Regions from separate parts of the Homo sapiens genome. Here region 1 is linked to region 2. Evidence: chromatin loops called from intact Hi-C (ENCODE). Cell type or tissue: heart left ventricle. All regions are shown on one strand. Links, peaks and the distances in the headings refer to the core of each region. The heading gives the core; the rest is flanking DNA.

Region 1 (8,975 bases), core at 370-8,369, 210 kb after region 2:
GTGGTGGCACATGCTTGTAATCCCAGCTACGCGGGAGGCTGAGACAGGAGAATCGCTTGAACCCGGGAGGTGGAGGTTGCAGTGAGTGAGATCATGCCATTGCACTCCAGCCTGGGCAACGAGAGCGAAACTCCATCTCAAAAAAATATATATATAAATATATATATGTAGTAAGTAAGGGCCCAATGTTGCTGATACAGATTTAACAGAATTGAGACAACTCAGAAAACTGGAGACCAGAAAATGGAATTAAGAACACACTTGAGAACTTCTTTCTCAGGTCACCAAGTCCATTGTAACATCATTATCAGAGGCCGGGGCATAGTGGCATCCCTTGATATCAGTCTTAAAGAATTTCTAATCACCTTATGCTTCTATTTTTCAGGACTTTTTTTTTTTTTTTTTTACAAAATTTTCAGAACGTACCATGAGTGTGACATTTCTGTGTAATAGCTTTTGCTGTCTTTTCTTGAGTGATATAATACTGATTCATTAAATTAGTTTTGTCCTCTAGTATGACTTTTATATTTTATTTTATACTATGCAATTATTTGACCATTTTACTTACTTAAAATTAAAAGAATATGTGACTAACTACATTTATGGTGAGATCTAATAATTTATAACATTTCCTGGTCATCATACAAAATTATTTTGTGATTTTAAGATTCTTGACATTGTAACAGTACTATCAGTTGTCAGTAATACTATGTAAGTAGGTGTGCTTCAAAACATAAATCACGGAAATAGAATCTGAATGAGAAATAAATTCAAATTGTATAGTAAAAGGACTAATTCCAGTCCATTTGATGTTTGCATAGCACCACAGAAATGTCACGTCACTGATGTCTACCACAGCTAGTGCACCATCCAAGGAAAGAAATGCTTCCAAATATGTTGTATGCAAAGTCATACTAATAATGATTTGTCAGGAAGATATCACTTTTAATGTTGTTTTTAACCTAAAGAAATGAAACCACCAATGTCACATAAATTTATTATTTCTTTGTGTTCATTTTTGCTTTATAGGAGTTATGTATAAGCACTATATCGATAAAAAGTCTTCCAGTTCAAGATAATCTAAACAATTGCTACAAAATAATTTCCAAGTAAAAAATGCAACTCCCATTTAATCACTCATATGTATATTTGTTTCATGGAAAATCTCTACTAATGTCCATTTTTTGACATGTGTATGCACTCCCCATTGTCCTGGAACATTAAATAGAATGTATGTAAATGTGGTATGTGACAAGAGCAGGCTACCTGGCTGATTACAGAGTGGCCTCTGGGTGGTATCTGTAAACTGCTTTCTAGATCCATAAAACACAATTTTATCACGGCCTCAGAATTGTACAGAGCCAAGCATGATAACCAAGTCTCGACAATATTACAAGATCCTAATGTCAAACTGTAACAACGGTTTATTGAACTTAGAACAGGAGAATATCCCATTCAGTAGATAAGAAAGTCTCTGCCTCCTCTTCAAAGCAATACCCTTTCTTTAAGGAGAGCCAAGGAAAATCAGAGTAGCTCTTAAAATGTTGCCTAAAGAGGAGGATGGAATCAGAGGAGGAGTTTCTTTCTTTCTTTCTTTCTTTTTTTTTTTTGAGACAGAGTCTTGCTCTGTCGCCAGGCTGGAGTGCAGTGGCCTGATCTCGGCTCACTGCAACCTCCGCTTCCTGGGTTCAGGCAATTCTCCTGCCTCAGGCTCCCAAGTAGCTGGGACTACAGGCGCATGCTACCACACCCAGCTAATTTTTGTATTTTTAGTAGAGACAGGGTTTCACCGTGTTAGCCAGGATGGTCTCGATCCCCTGACCTCGTGATCTGCCTGCCTTGGCCTCCCAAAGTGCTGGGAGTACAGGTGTGAGCCACTGCACCTGGCCAGGAGTTTCTTAATCCACACACTGAGGCCTGATGAGGCTTGCAGAAACAAAACTATCTTTGAGGTCATCTGAAAAACACATTGCTTTTGCTCCCTAGATTCAGTGCTTCTTTCAGTGTCCGCTACTAACCACAATCTTGTGTCTCTAACTTACGCTTGTTGTTATTGTTTGTTTGTTTTCTCTTGTCTTTAGGGTCATCTATTAAGGATTTTGCATATTCTTTCTTAAAATATATAAAGGATTTTTTTCAATAATAGCTTTAGGCCTGCTTATATAACCACACTTCATTTCTCTCCTTGCTTCTGGTCCATTCTATAAAGTGTCTTTCCACTCTCTAAACATTCACCAACTATCTATCAATTTTTTAGTTGTTTACTTGGTAGTTACCTGCTGTTACTCTTGTGTAGGTGGTATCTGACACTCACAACTGTGTGCATAAGAAACAATTCCAGATTTATGTGTAATTTCAAAAATCATTAATTAAATGCTCATAATTCTCAGGTAATTCTCACCTAAAACAAGCTCAATCTTTAATTATATGAATACTCGAGGAAATGGAGTTTTAGGGCCCAGTCCTTACGATTTCCCTTCACTGTGGGTGAAGCAATCTAACCATACATAATCTTTCAATAGGTAACTGCAAACAACGTGTTCACACGGAACCATATTTTATCAGTTTTTCCCCGTAAGCTTACTGCCCTTTATTCAGTGTGATCAATTGTATTCAGCCTTCACTAGCTCTTTGAGAATTCAATTTTGAGAGGCATTTCTAGTTTCCTGGACAACATTGGTCCATCTCTTTCTCCCAGAATAATGAAGATCTAAAATCTAATTCTTGCCTATTTCAGCCCCAAACTTTTCATCCTCTTTTGTGAAATCAAGCCAGTATGCTTTTTCTTTCGCTGCCTACGTCTGAGTATTATCTATGTCCCCGGGATCAAGTAGCTATCAAATTAGTTCTGTCAATTGCTCATGGGTTTAGAGATCCCTGTGTGTGTGTTTTTTAAGTAACCACATTTTATTTTAGAACACAAAGTACAGGACTTCTGACTTGATTATTTAGCTTCTTAAACTTTTTCTGAAGTTTTTTGAAAATAGCAGAGAAAATACATTATTACTCTTCTTTACCTTAATGAAAATTCTCAGTTCCTCTGTCATTTCATTTTTGAAGGAGAATTAGAGGACTCTTCCACAAATTGACTCTCGGGCTTCATATTTTCTTTATTTCTCCATTCTAATAATCTATTCCTTTGCCTTTCCTAAACTCACCATCTCATGCACAGTTTCTTCTTTATAATACCTTATCTATGACCTTTTGGAGATTAAATAATTCAGTTTCTCTACCAAAAGTCATTATATTTGAGTCATTTTTGACTATCAAGTTTCTCTTTTCCTTTGGGATACCTTCTGGAAGAGTCTATTTAATATTTTCAGTTTTAAAAAGTCCTTCTTAAATATAACAATTCTACTGTATTGTAATGTATCATATAACATGTACATTTGCAAAGAATTGGAGCCAGATATCTTGGGTTCTAGTTCAAGCTCCATCACATTTCCAGAAAGAGAACCTGGGTCAATTCATGTATTATCTCCTTCACTTACACAATGGGAACAATAATTATGATAATAACTGCCCTATCTTCCTCAAAGGTTTATGTGCAGTTGGACATATATTTTTTGGAAGTTAGCATTAATAAAAGATGCTAAAGTATTACTGAAGTATTACTTTACTATATTCAGTTATTTATAGATACATTATTACTGAAGTATTGCTGAAGTATTACTTTACTATATTTAGTGAAGTATTTAGTATATTTAGTTATTTATAGAAGTATTGAATTCTGAAGTATTACTTTACTATATTGAGTTATTTATAGATACCTTAAAATTGCTGATAACTAGTTCTACAACAATCTTTTTCCACATTAAATCAGACTTGCAATGTTCATAATATTTATTAAATGCATGATTATTTTCTTACCTCCAGAAATGTTTACTGGCCTCATATTTAGCTGTAAAGGTAAGTAGTTTCTTGGCACCTTTTGAATTCGCTATTGGTTTCCAATTCTCTAGACTAAGAGTACATGGGTCTCTAACTACCATGAACAAGTTCCAGTATTTATAACAAATATAATTCTATGAAACTATAGAAAAAGAAAACATGAATAGTATCACATCTGTTTTCTACAAGCTAAATGGCTCTGTCTTTAAGAAACCTGCATATATTTTCCTGGATTTATTGCTAAGGAATAATAAATGACAGAAACCAGTAACTCACAGAGATATTAATCAAGTAATTACTAAAGATCATTCAGTGAGCAGTGGCAGAATAGTTCCAAAAAGGCTGAGATTACAGACAACCGTCAAATATTCAGAGCAGTGAGCAAAACCTTGTAAAGATTATCACCGATCACAGAGTGTGGATAGAATCTGCCAATTAGGCACCAATTCCTAGCCCTTATTCACGTCTCCATTTAAACTGCTAATTATGCCAAATAAATTTATAAATGTAGAAATCAACTTTTATGGGCTATTTGAGATAATTTTCTGAGCACAGTGCAAAACACCCCAATTGCAATACAATTGGAGCACAAAAGGCTTCATGAAGTAATCTAAAGGCACCACGTCATCACAGTGTCAGAGATAAATAAATTATAATTATATTGGTATTCACTCCCTCTTATAAATACACATAAAATGAAAGAAGCACTAAAAAAGAACAACGTGAAGTGGATAACCTATCCATCAAAAATATTTACTAGAATGATAAAATAGTATCCTTATTAAACATACAAAAAGAAAAGATAAATAGAGCAAGGAATAATTGAATTAGTAAATTAATTATTTTATAGTATATTGGTGTCTACCTGAGGGTTCTACATAATCATTTGCTTTACAGTATCACTCAAAGCAAGGTAATATCGACATTTTACAGATGATGAAGGTGAGAAGAAGATATGGAAAGTTGTAGTTAATACCTGAAAACTCTTAGTGTTTAATACATGGTAGCTTTTATTATTTATTATTTGCCACTATTAACTCCAAAGGGCTATATTTGAGTTATTGCATTCAAAGCTTATGAAAACCTATTGTAGCCATTATAATTATTTATATTTTAAAAACTAATTTAAGTAGAAAAACATTTAGTTTTTGTTTGATATTTAATAGAAGCACTGATTTATTGCGTAGTTTTAAGCAAATCCCTTAGCCTTTTATTGTCTCATTGTTTAAGGCCGGCAATAAACTTTGCTCTGCCTATCTTTCAGGTAATTTCTCTTTCTATCTGTGTATTATAAACCACAATGCATTTTTTTTTTGTTTTTTGCATAAAGCAATATTTATGTTATCATCAAGAACCACTGTAAATTGTAGCTTTGATGTTGGTACCTGGTATTATAACTCAGACGGTCAAATATTTACTTCACAAAAATTGGGAAGAGACTAATAGATTTTGGTGGGAGGTGCTTTTATTTGCTTGTTTGTTTCAGAATAACAGAATAATAACTCAGTATCATGAGCCAATTAAAGAAATATACCCAAAATAAGGTAAGAAGAATCAATACCAGATGCTTTATTTATGGTTCAACTTGATAGTTATATCGCTTTTGACTGTAATTCATTGGCAGTTCATTCAGAACACACACACACACAGACATACACACACCTGCATTGTATCCTTCTACCAAGGTAGGGAGGATGCTTAACTCAATGGGAAGAGGCATAAGAAAATATTGCATTAAGAGCCTGATTCTGGAGTTGGTCCCATGACTCCCAAAGATTGTGGAAACAAAGCAATTAACTTTTTTAATTATGCAAACCATTCAGTAAAGTAAGCAGTAAAATATATTAAATAATTTATTTAATACTTCTAATATTCTCAGTAATGTTGGAAATTTCCAAATAAGCAAAAAAACTTTAGCTAAATGTGTAAACTCAGATTTTTCCTTCAAATTTTTCTCTCTGCTGAATATAGGAAAATATTTCCATATCCATATCACTGCTTTCAAAACTGCTAGATAATCCATTTTAAATAATAAGATTTTTATAATATGTGATTCAATTAGAAAATATCTTAGCTATTTTGAGTCTTGGTCACAAATATTTTTAACTGCAACACAAGTCACAACCTTTCCTCCTGCCTCCCTAGGGAATATTTATTTTAATTATGCCTGCCAATTGATCTAAATTATTGAACTTGCTCAAACTTGCTTAAGAATTAGAAGCTTCCTTGGATACAGTAACAAATTAAAATAAAATGGAAAATAATTTTGAAATTACCAGCATGACAGAAATAAAAGGGAATTTATATTATGCACACTAACACATTTTCAAGTTTCCTTGTTCTCAAGCATATCTCATTAAATCTTTTTATGTTCAGGAGAGGATATGCCTTACAAAAGTGGATCAATGACTCAGCTGGAGCTAGCATTTAAAATATTGTAAATTTCCTATTCTAATATAAGGGTATTATGGGATTTTTATTTGACATATGGAATCATGTCATCTATTTAGGAACACACATGCAGAAAAGATGCATATTTCAAAGTAGAATTAAGTAAAAATATCTGTTTCCACCGAGAAGATGGCGTGTGTAGTTTGCTAATAATTGACCTCGTCATTAAGCAACTTTCAGCCCTCATCTGCCAATTCTGCTCCTTTGTAATTATCATATATATTTTACAATCAGTGGTAAGGCTTTCATTTCCTTCCTAAGAATAAGGTAGGGCATTTCTGAAGTGGTTAGGACAATTCTCTTGTAGCAATAGGGGAAAAAAAGAACAAAAAATGTAATATAGCTACATGGAGAGATGTATGCCTCTGAGCTCTTTTCATTTTAGCAGCTTGAGAAATATTGCTCCACATTATTGCTCAGACACACATTCTTTCTAAACGAAGTTTACTGCCATTGATTCCCAAGAGCTAAAGGATTCATTTTAATATTTTTGTACTTCATTTAGCTAGTCTCCTTATTGATTGGACTTTATGAACTATCTACTTGTACGTGATATGCATTTCTAAACAAATTTTAGGACAAATATTTCCTGGATCAACATGTAGAGAATTTGACTTCCAAGTTAATGTATATTTGGGATACTCATTCTGAAATTTATGAGCAAACTTTAGGATGAACTGGCACTGCTCACTGGGGAAAAACATACACACACACACACACACACACACGCACACACTCACACACACCAGCCTTGATAGGCTAGGCCAAGCAGGTTTGAGACACCTCTTGGAAATATTTTGAGTAATAAATTATCCTTTCCAAAAGATTTTATTTTGGACATGTTCTATTAAATTAAAATCAATTGTTTCATACATTACAAACTTGACAGTCTCTTAATATATTGAGATATTTTTATATTGTAAAATCAAGTAATATTTTTATAATACAGTAAGCTTTAATAAATGGCCAGTATAAAATTTGTAACATATGTGCCTTAAAATTTGGGTTATTTTCTTTTATTACTCAACATGCCAACCTGAAATTTAATGTAATCTTTTAAGTAAAATACTGACAGAGAAACCCTGTAAGGTGAACTTAAGATTTTAGTTTCCTAATTGCCTTCTAATGCCTTTTTCCCCTCCAGAGCAAAGTGTGTCCTTATATTTTTGTAATACTGAGGTAAAAATATACAAATATATTTTAGAGTATTTCAAAATACTGCTTTAAGGCTATTTCAGTGGACTGCTCAAGTACTTCATCATTTCTAAATGTCCTTTACACCTAAAGCTCTAATTTTCCATACAAGGGATATTGTTTTTTAATGCAAGCCTGAAAATCCCTGGGAGCACTTAGGCCTGCCACTGCCAATGCACAACAACAGGTCTCAACAAGAAACCCCAAGCCCTGGGACTGGTGCTGACAGTTGGTATTTTAAGTTTCTGTTGAAAACTTATGATAATCCAATGTAAATGTGCCTGTTATTTATAATAACCATTTCAGTATTGTGGTATATTAGGCTTTTCATGCACTTTCTCTCAGCACTGGAATCCAGCCATAATTCTGTCCTTGGCTTCTGTATTGCTTGCTATAATAAAGTCCTTGTGATACTACTGGTAATAAACTTTCATGGATGCAATCCAAGATAGACCCTACTGATAACTGAATTCTCTTTCATAGTGAATTGTATTGTTGTGAGACTCCAGCATAGTTACTTTCTTTTAGAGCTAAGGGTTTTACGTTGAAATAGTATTTATTTATTTATTTATATCATTGAACAGTCTCACTGCCATGACTAAGAAAATTGCTCCATAAAATACTTGGTAATGTAAATGTGAGAATGAAAGTTATATATCTGATGATTTGTCAAATTTATGGCTTGTACCAACACAACTGTCTCTATAAAGGAATTTAATACGCACATTGGAGAATATTCCTGTAATGCCTAGTAAAATTGAATGCTGTTATGCTATGAGATCTCAAAAGCAGGAATCACTCTAGAATTATGCCTTTGACATTTCTAATCATGCATGGCCTGGCTTTACGAGTCTAAATTTGATGTAGGAAAACTTAAAATAAGCATTTATTACAGAAGTACCTGCCCTCCCACAGAGGATAGCATTCCATGTACAGGGCCTGCTTTTGATGTATTTCTTTACCTGTTTCTTTTATTGGCAAGAAATGGAAGAGTCGATTAAAGGTAGGAAGTTTAACTGGATTCACATTAGAGGAAAAACAGGTCAAAGTTGATGAGCACGTGCCTGAAATCTAAGATCAATGATTACCCCAGATTGAAGAGTAATGATGTGGTAGGCAAAAAAACAAACAAACAAAAAAAAAACCTCAGGGTTATACTAATAGCCTGAAAATGCATTAACATATTGAAATATGTTTAGCCTCTTTCTTTGTCTTCCAAGAATTAGGTTTTAAAAAGTATTGGTCCCCATTTTAAAGAGTAGATTGCTTTTTTTGTCTTGAATTTAAAAAAAATTATCACACTTTCTGAACTGATTTTGATTGAAATTCTATTGACAAATTCAGTGTATTTGGTCAGTGAAATTTAAATTTTATAAAATGGTAATTTTAGAATTCTTTTTATAATAAACTTCCATTGATTGATATATGTTCATTGATAT
Region 2 (8,975 bases), core at 552-8,551:
CCTGGAGAGTGCGCGCCAGAGCCGCGAGCAAATGCTTTGAAGATGCGGAGAGGCTTATTCAAGTTTATGGTCTGGAGAGGGAAGAGGGAGTGCACAACGTTTCTGCCCAAGCGGCTGCCTGAAGTTTGCAAAATCTTAGTAAGGCGATGAGGGGAGTGAGTGCACTGCACCATATTGCCGCGCATCGGAATGCACGGCGCAAGGCCGCGGAGTGGAGACGGCTTCTCCCATTTGCCTCCAACCTGGGAAAAAGGGGAACCAGGGTCGGAGGTTTGGAGAGAGGCAGGCGTTCCGATAAACCCGGGTTCTTGCCAAATGTAAGAGGGATTTGGCTTTACTGCCACTTAGCCGGCCGCGAAGGCGCTGCGGAGCCCACCCCCGCCCCCGGCTCGAGACTGCGGCGGTGCGCACTGAGCCTGCGCGCGGGGCTTTTCTCGCTGATGCTGCAGATACAGAGCTGAGAGGTTCGGGTGCCAGCAGCGGGAGGGTTAGCGGGAAGGCCGGGTTCCCTGCCCTGGCCTCGGAGGAGGAGCCACCACCCCTGGGGTGATGCTACTTTCACAGACTGGAAAATACTCGCCAGCTCCCTGACACACACTTAGACACACTTCCATCCAACGGGCATCTACGATCCCCTGTAGGGAGAGCTTGGAAATCTCTGCCGCCTCTCCCTCCTCATTCCTGTTCCTGCGCCCGCCCAAACAACCGCGCGCTACATCTGCTCGTTGACTTTATTGGTGTTTGTCTTGTTTAAATCATTCTGCCTCGTCACCCAGGTCTCGTAAAGAATACCCACACTGGACAGATTTTATTTTTTCGGCTTTAAATTTTTCTTTGAGGGGAGGCCCTTAAATGTGTATGGATACGTCAGGCGAGCTGAAGACTAAGCAAATCCCAGCAGCGGCCCTTTCTCTCTTTCGAGATGGTAAAAATTCTCCCCAAATACCTACAGTCCGTCTCAGTCGTCTTAATCCTAGCCGGGCCTCTTCGTTTACAGCCACTGAAATAAATGAGTAAATGGCTCAGTTCAAAAACACAACCAGACCTGAGATCTGATGAGGCCGGCTGCGGTGGTCGTGAATGAAAATTGGAGAAGCCTTGCTTCAGGAAATAGGGACAGTCAAGGGACACAAAGTCAAAAGGAGAGATGGGAAAGCTGGGGACACTTTGGTACACAAAGTTGCCATTAAAGTTTATTTCCCTTTTATCCAGATAGGTGACGCTACACTTTGCCAGTTACTAAAGGCTGCAGGTTTCTGCTCAGAAAATAATATCGAGGTTTCCAACATGTGTTTATTCCCCAGGCGCGCACACACGGTCTACCCCCGCAAGCAAGCACGACGACAGGAATGTCAAGCATTTAAACAAAGACAGACATCCTTCACCCTCCACCCACCGCCGCCCCTGCCCCCCGCAACCATCCAAAGTCTGAGCTCCCAAAAAAGGATCTTTCTCCAGCTCTCTGGAGTTTGATGTTCTCTCTTCACTACTGCAGCCCGTCATGGTTTTTCAGAACAGAGTGGCTTTCTGGGCGCTCGTAGGTTCCCCAGGACCCCGATAACCATGTCCTAACCAAGATCCTAAATCGCGAACCGGAGACACTTTCCGGGGGGAGGAGGACGTCGTCTGAGAGGGAGGGAGAAGGAGAAACCTATCCTGACACCAGCTCCGAAAGCTCTCACGCGTGAACTGGGCATTAGTCAAGGGAGGAGGAAATTTACCAGCCCGAGGGAGGGAAAACAAGTCCCCCAGAGAAGACGGCGGTACTCGCTAGGGAGGGGGACTGGGCTTTGGCTTAAAGAGGACTGGCTGGGATTGGGCACACTTTGAGCGGCCCCTGGAGCTGAGGCTGGGCTTTCCCGAGCGCGGCGGCTGGCTGACGCTCCCTCCCGCCTCCTTATCCCGGGCCCTCCTCCCTCGCTCTCTCCTAGTGTGTAGTTTCGGCGGCTCGGCTGCTACTGCCGCCGCCGCTGCAGCAGCAGCGTCAGGGACAAGCCTGATCCGTGAGCGAGCGAGCACCCAGCAGCAACCACCACTTTGGGCAACTTGCGGGTTTCCTGCTCGCGGGTAGCGAACGGGAGATTCCCACTAGCGGTTCAGTGTCTCCGAGCCGCTGCAGCCCGAGGGGCGGCGGGAGCGCCCGCACCAGACTCTCCCAGACGCGAAAAGGGACGAGACAACTGCGGAATTCACCAGCCGTGCCAGGGCACTTCCGAGGCCACAACCGACTGACACTTTTTCTCCCCTTGGCAAACTGGATTTTTTTTTTTAAGCTACTTGGCAGCTGTCTCTGACTCCACCTCCCCCTCCACCCCCGCCCGAAAGCCTTTGGCTTTTCTTCGGAAATCCAGACAGAATTGGGCATCTTTGTTAATTGCCGTTGGGGACGCCCGGCCGTGCGCTTTCGCCGGCTAACGTCGCCTGTGCTCCGAGCCTGGTTTGCTCACCTTTGAACTGCAAAGGGATCAAGTTCAGCTTGAGTTCCCTGCATTGGGAAGGAGAGAGAGCGTGCAAGAGAGCGAGTGGGAGAGGGGGAAAGGGGAAAGGAGAGGAGGGAGGAGAGAGAGGAGGGAGGAGAGAGAAAGGGAGGGAGGGAGGGGAGGGATCGAGAGAGAGCGGGGAGAGAGAGGCTGCAATCTCCTCCCTGAATCGCGCACAGCGCTGCAGATCCCACTGCTCCGACATGCGGGCCGAATGCAGGTGAGAAAAGGCACGGACTCTGCGGCTGCGAACCCAAACTTGGGCACCGCACGGTGCGCACTGCTCAGCCTTCGCCCCCGTGGGCGAAAGGCTGCTGCGGTTTCAGGCGGCTGCTTCGTGACTAATGACCTTGCGCAGAGTTGTTAAGAAAAAAGAGAAACCCGCGCTCTCCGGGGTGAGAAGGGACTGACTCTGGGCGTCTCTGAAGATGGCTCGGGCTTCTCTTTGGCGCGCCGGGGGGACCCTGACACTGACCGCTCTGTGACGCGAGTAGTCTCCCCTGCACCGTGCCCGAAGCGACGTGCCGGGGGATTTTTCATTCTCGATCTGTTGACTGGCTCCCCCGCTGCATGAGCAGAGTCGGAGTTGAGACTGGCTTGTTGCTGGCCCCAGCGCCTGGTGCAGGAAGCGACTCACGTTTGTCTGGGTGGCCGGAGCCGGAGCAGAGCCTGGGTTTGGAGTGAGTGCCTGGAACGTGAATTGGACTCAACTCGAGTAGCAGCAAAGACCAGCGGGCTGGCAGGCGGGGGAGGCTGCAGGCTCATTCCCCACCTCTTCCCAGCCCCACTGCCCGTCTGCCGGAGCGGTTCTGGCCCCTTCCGACAGAGCGGGGACTAGAGCCGGGGATTCTCCGCCCGCTGAGGGGATGACTCTGGGTTGGGGGAGCGCCGAACCCGCGGCGCGCAGTGTCCCGTGAACTGTGAGTACTGCGACTGAACGGCGGCAGGCGAGCGGGCGATTAGCACCCATTGCATGAATTATGAAACAATAACTTTCGGAAGAAGCAGGAGGAAAAAAAGAAGCATCTATCGCTGCCCTCCCACCCCCATTCCCGGCCAACTCTCCACGCCGCTTTTGCCCCCTCCCTCCCCTCCCTCTCGCTCCTTCCTTTCCGGGAGAGGGGAGAGGACTCGGGGGAGGGCAGGCGGCCGGCCCCGGAGGAGGGGGGCGCCGAGGGGGCTGTGGTTAGAAGGAGCAGTAGCAGCAGCAGCAGGAGAAGATGCTGAGGATGCGGACCGCGGGATGGGCGCGCGGCTGGTGCTTGGGCTGCTGCCTCCTCCTGCCGCTCTCGCTCAGCCTGGCGGCCGCCAAGCAGCTCCTCCGGTACCGGCTGGCCGAGGAGGGCCCCGCCGACGTCCGCATCGGCAACGTGGCTTCAGACCTGGGCATCGTGACCGGATCGGGTGAGGTGACTTTCAGCCTGGAGTCCGGTTCCGAGTACCTGAAGATCGACAACCTCACTGGCGAGCTGAGCACGAGCGAGCGGCGCATCGACCGCGAGAAGCTGCCCCAGTGTCAGATGATCTTCGACGAGAACGAGTGCTTCCTGGACTTCGAGGTGTCGGTGATCGGGCCCTCGCAGAGCTGGGTGGACCTGTTTGAGGGTCAGGTCATCGTGCTTGACATCAACGACAACACGCCCACCTTCCCGTCGCCCGTGCTCACGCTCACGGTGGAGGAGAATCGGCCGGTGGGCACACTTTACCTGCTGCCCACAGCCACCGACCGCGACTTCGGCCGCAACGGCATCGAGCGCTACGAGCTGCTCCAGGAGCCCGGAGGCGGCGGCAGCGGCGGCGAGAGCCGGCGCGCCGGGGCGGCCGACAGCGCCCCCTACCCCGGGGGCGGCGGGAACGGCGCGAGCGGCGGCGGCTCGGGAGGCTCCAAGCGGCGGCTGGACGCATCAGAGGGCGGCGGCGGCACCAACCCCGGCGGCCGCAGCAGCGTGTTCGAGCTGCAGGTGGCGGACACCCCGGACGGCGAGAAGCAGCCGCAGCTGATCGTGAAGGGGGCGCTGGACCGCGAGCAGCGCGACTCCTACGAGCTGACCCTGCGAGTGCGCGACGGCGGCGACCCGCCTCGCTCCTCGCAGGCCATCCTACGGGTCCTCATCACCGACGTGAACGACAACAGCCCCCGCTTCGAGAAGAGCGTGTACGAGGCCGACTTGGCTGAGAACAGCGCCCCGGGGACCCCCATCCTGCAACTGCGCGCAGCCGACTTGGACGTGGGGGTCAACGGGCAGATCGAATACGTGTTCGGGGCGGCCACCGAGTCGGTGAGGCGGCTGCTGCGCCTTGACGAGACGTCCGGCTGGCTCAGCGTCCTGCACCGGATCGACCGCGAGGAGGTGAACCAGCTGCGCTTCACGGTCATGGCCCGCGACCGCGGGCAGCCCCCCAAGACCGACAAGGCCACCGTGGTCCTTAACATCAAAGACGAGAACGACAACGTGCCGTCCATTGAAATCCGCAAGATTGGGCGCATCCCCCTCAAGGACGGGGTGGCCAACGTGGCCGAGGACGTTCTGGTCGACACCCCCATCGCTCTGGTGCAGGTGTCCGACCGAGACCAAGGCGAGAACGGGGTGGTCACCTGCACCGTGGTGGGCGACGTGCCCTTCCAGCTCAAGCCAGCCAGCGACACCGAGGGCGACCAGAACAAGAAAAAGTACTTCTTGCACACCTCGACCCCTCTGGACTATGAGGCCACCCGGGAGTTCAACGTGGTCATCGTGGCGGTGGACTCAGGCAGCCCCAGCCTCTCGAGCAACAACTCCCTGATTGTCAAGGTGGGAGACACCAACGACAACCCGCCCATGTTCGGCCAGTCGGTGGTGGAGGTTTACTTCCCTGAGAACAACATCCCGGGCGAGAGGGTGGCCACGGTGCTGGCGACAGACGCAGACAGCGGTAAGAACGCCGAGATCGCCTACTCGCTGGACTCCTCTGTGATGGGGATCTTTGCCATCGATCCCGATTCTGGGGACATCCTGGTCAATACCGTGCTGGACCGCGAGCAGACTGACAGGTATGAGTTTAAAGTTAACGCCAAAGACAAAGGCATCCCCGTGCTGCAGGGCAGCACTACGGTGATTGTGCAGGTGGCTGATAAAAATGACAATGACCCTAAGTTTATGCAGGACGTCTTCACCTTTTATGTGAAAGAAAACTTGCAGCCCAACAGCCCTGTGGGGATGGTCACCGTGATGGATGCTGACAAGGGGCGGAATGCAGAGATGAGCCTGTACATAGAGGAGAACAATAACATTTTTTCTATTGAAAATGACACGGGGACCATTTACTCCACAATGTCTTTTGACCGGGAACATCAGACCACATACACTTTCAGAGTCAAGGCTGTGGATGGGGGAGATCCTCCCAGATCTGCCACAGCTACAGTCTCGCTTTTTGTGATGGATGAAAATGACAATGCTCCCACAGTTACCCTTCCCAAAAACATTTCCTACACTTTACTGCCACCTTCGAGTAATGTCAGGACAGTAGTAGCTACAGTGTTGGCAACAGACAGTGATGATGGCATCAATGCAGACCTGAACTACAGCATTGTGGGAGGAAATCCCTTCAAGCTGTTTGAAATTGATCCCACTAGTGGTGTGGTTTCCTTAGTGGGAAAACTCACCCAAAAGCATTATGGCTTGCACAGGTTGGTGGTGCAAGTGAATGACAGTGGGCAGCCTTCCCAGTCCACCACGACTCTGGTGCACGTGTTTGTCAATGAAAGTGTTTCTAATGCAACTGCGATTGACTCCCAGATAGCTAGAAGTTTGCACATCCCACTCACCCAGGATATAGCTGGTGACCCAAGCTATGAAATTAGCAAACAGAGACTCAGTATTGTCATTGGCGTGGTTGCTGGCATTATGACGGTGATTCTAATCATCTTAATTGTAGTGATGGCAAGGTACTGCAGGTCCAAAAATAAAAATGGCTATGAAGCCGGCAAAAAAGATCACGAAGACTTTTTTACACCCCAACAGCATGACAAATCTAAAAAGCCTAAAAAGGACAAGAAAAACAAAAAATCTAAGCAGCCTCTCTACAGCAGCATTGTCACTGTGGAGGCTTCTAAGCCAAATGGACAGAGGTATGATAGTGTCAATGAGAAGCTGTCAGACAGCCCAAGCATGGGGCGATACAGGTCCGTTAATGGTGGGCCCGGCAGTCCTGACCTGGCAAGGCATTACAAATCTAGTTCCCCATTGCCTACTGTTCAGCTTCATCCCCAGTCACCAACTGCAGGAAAAAAACACCAGGCCGTACAAGATCTACCACCAGCCAACACATTTGTGGGAGCAGGAGACAACATTTCAATTGGATCAGATCACTGCTCTGAGTACAGCTGTCAAACCAATAACAAGTACAGCAAACAGGTAAGATGTATCCCAAATATATTTAAATATCCCAGGGAGGGCTAATAACTCTGAGACAGATTATCTTCTGTAAAGTTTTGTCTTCTCGTTTTTAAAGTTATTAAAATTTTAACAGTAGGAATTTAATGTTAATTTTTGCACCATTAATTTAGCAAAGGCCATCTACAAGAGGTATACCACTGTATTTTGCAAATTAGAATTAAGGTTCACTAAACTACTGAAAGAAGTATTCAGAGTAGGCAGTGTTTGGCAGTTCTCTTTGCACTTGACATCCCTAATTCATACTACATTTTTTTGTTTCCAGAATAAATATGTGTGTATTACTTAGATGGTTAGTTTTCACCTGAAATTATTTTCTTCTGTGGCAACTAAGTGGATAATTACATCCAGAGAAAAAGTTTCTAAAGTTACTACTGGTGTCTATGCAAATTGGATTCCATAGAAGTTTTAGCTATGTTATTTACAATGCAGGATTTTACAGATAAATAGATGCTGATTCATGCAGATGTAGTACTAAGTCTGAGATATTGAAATACTGACTACTTTGATGAAACTGCTGGTTTAAAAATATTTACTGATATGCAAATGTCATGCAAAACTCCACTTTCAATCTTTTATATCTATAATAATCGATACCTATAACAATTAGTGTTCTATAATGATATGCAATTACCATTTGCATTCTTTCTGTTTGGTATTAAAAGTTTGCAAACAAAAATACATTGCATGAGCCATTTATTATTTAAGCCAAGTAATGAAAATATTCATGATTGATGTACTGTGTGCAAGACTATTTTGGTATGCATTATGATATATTGAGAATGTAAAGATTATGTGGAATATTTGACATAATAGTTTCTCAGTGAAATGTGGAAACAGTAAAAAATACATATATTCTGAGGCGGAACTTAAGCAAATCTGAAATTTATTTTTGAAAGTTTTCCTCGTGTAATATAGCATCCTCAGAAAGTTTACTTTGTATATCTACCAAAGTTTGCCACACAGCAAACAAGACCTTTTGGAAAGGACTGTGTCTCATGGTACAGCAACCTCAGCTAATAAAACATTACGTATTTCTTACTGTCAGAACCCATCTCAAGAAACACAGTTATGATTGTCAATCTAATTTCTATTAAACATGCTTTGCATGTGGAATGTGGAATCCGAGAAGAATTGAGGCAAAGGAAAAAGTTATTTTATAGCCTCATTGAAGATTATAGTTATAGAAAGAGATATGAATTCTTAATTGCTTTCATGATTATTGAAATTAGTATTTTAAATAAATATTTTCTGTATATAGTACTTTACTGTAGCTATTCAGATAAGGAGAAACAGTCTGAATATACTTTTATATCTAATAACAAATGCAATCCAAGAAAACACCAGTTCAAACTACATTTGCATTAAATGGCTTTTGAAAATATGTCCTTTGGTGTATGTGAATTTGAATTATTTATTTATTTTAAACCAACATTTGACATAGTGGAGTGTTTATATCTGTTGTATTATTGTGTTACATGGAGTGAGAAGCTGATTTTTGTGTTGTTTTGGTGCTTTTATTGGTGTTGTAAACAAGGAAGATTCTAGCTAAAATGGTAGCACTTTTTACAGATTAAACACTCAAAAATAAATTGAGATTTGTAGACATTTCTCTAGAAAATAGTAACACCTAATGCAAAGGAGTGTGAAGAGATCTGTCTGCAGAATATTTACACCTCGGTTCTTATCCTAATGGTACTTCTGTCCTGTGTCTGGATAGCATTTGCGTTCTAAATTGTGTAATCTTATGCTTTTGAATGGACATATCAAGTGACACTTTTATGGATATTTTATGCAAACACTTCATATGTTCTGTGCTGTTACTTAAGCTTCATTTGGCTCATCAGATGAGGTTAGCTCTATATGCTTGAATATTTAAAACAGCTAATATCAAGACTGTTGGCATCCTGTTTAAAAGGCAAAGTGATATGCTTATAAATAAACTAATATATGGTGTTAGCCTTTTAACTGAGTAAAGAAGTCCACATTCCAAAAGAGAAAACCCTCAAAGCAATTGGAATGAATCACACAGTTTGCCAAAAGTGACTTTGGAAAACTTTTC

Evidence for each region. A loop is a pair of places that touch in the nucleus more often than their neighbours do. Peaks named below come from ENCODE experiments on the same cell type or tissue, not always from the same donor. Only the 100,000 strongest peaks of a DNase experiment are listed, where the experiment ranks them.
Region 1: a loop joins it to region 2, with 4 times the contacts of the local background. A loop is called at or near these places in 10 of 110 quality-filtered maps.

Annotation. Positions count from the first base shown.
Region 1 is chr4:30,931,436-30,940,410 of GRCh38, forward strand. All of the region lies in intron 2 of PCDH7 (protocadherin 7), which reads left to right. Among named protein-coding and RNA genes, the nearest start is that of PCDH7, 220 kb to the left of the region's middle. In heart left ventricle, for the core only: no CTCF peak of the experiment used is centred there; no DNase peak of the experiment used is centred there.
Region 2 is chr4:30,717,723-30,726,697 of GRCh38, forward strand. It overlaps PCDH7 (protocadherin 7), which reads left to right and starts at 2,647. Exons shown (of 3, transcript NM_001173523.2): 1 at 2,647-6,874. The coding sequence starts at 3,701. LOC124900844 reads right to left here and starts at 1,399. Exons shown (of 1, transcript XM_047416545.1): 1 at 1-1,399. The coding sequence starts at 185. RefSeq lists an enhancer at 3,456-4,166. In heart left ventricle, for the core only: CTCF peaks have their summits at 1,225 and 4,321; DNase peaks (open chromatin) are centred at 1,879, 3,059, 3,259, 4,039 and 4 weaker places; H3K4me3 peaks cover 8,000 bases; H3K27ac peaks cover 2,394 bases; H3K27me3 peaks cover 4,842 bases.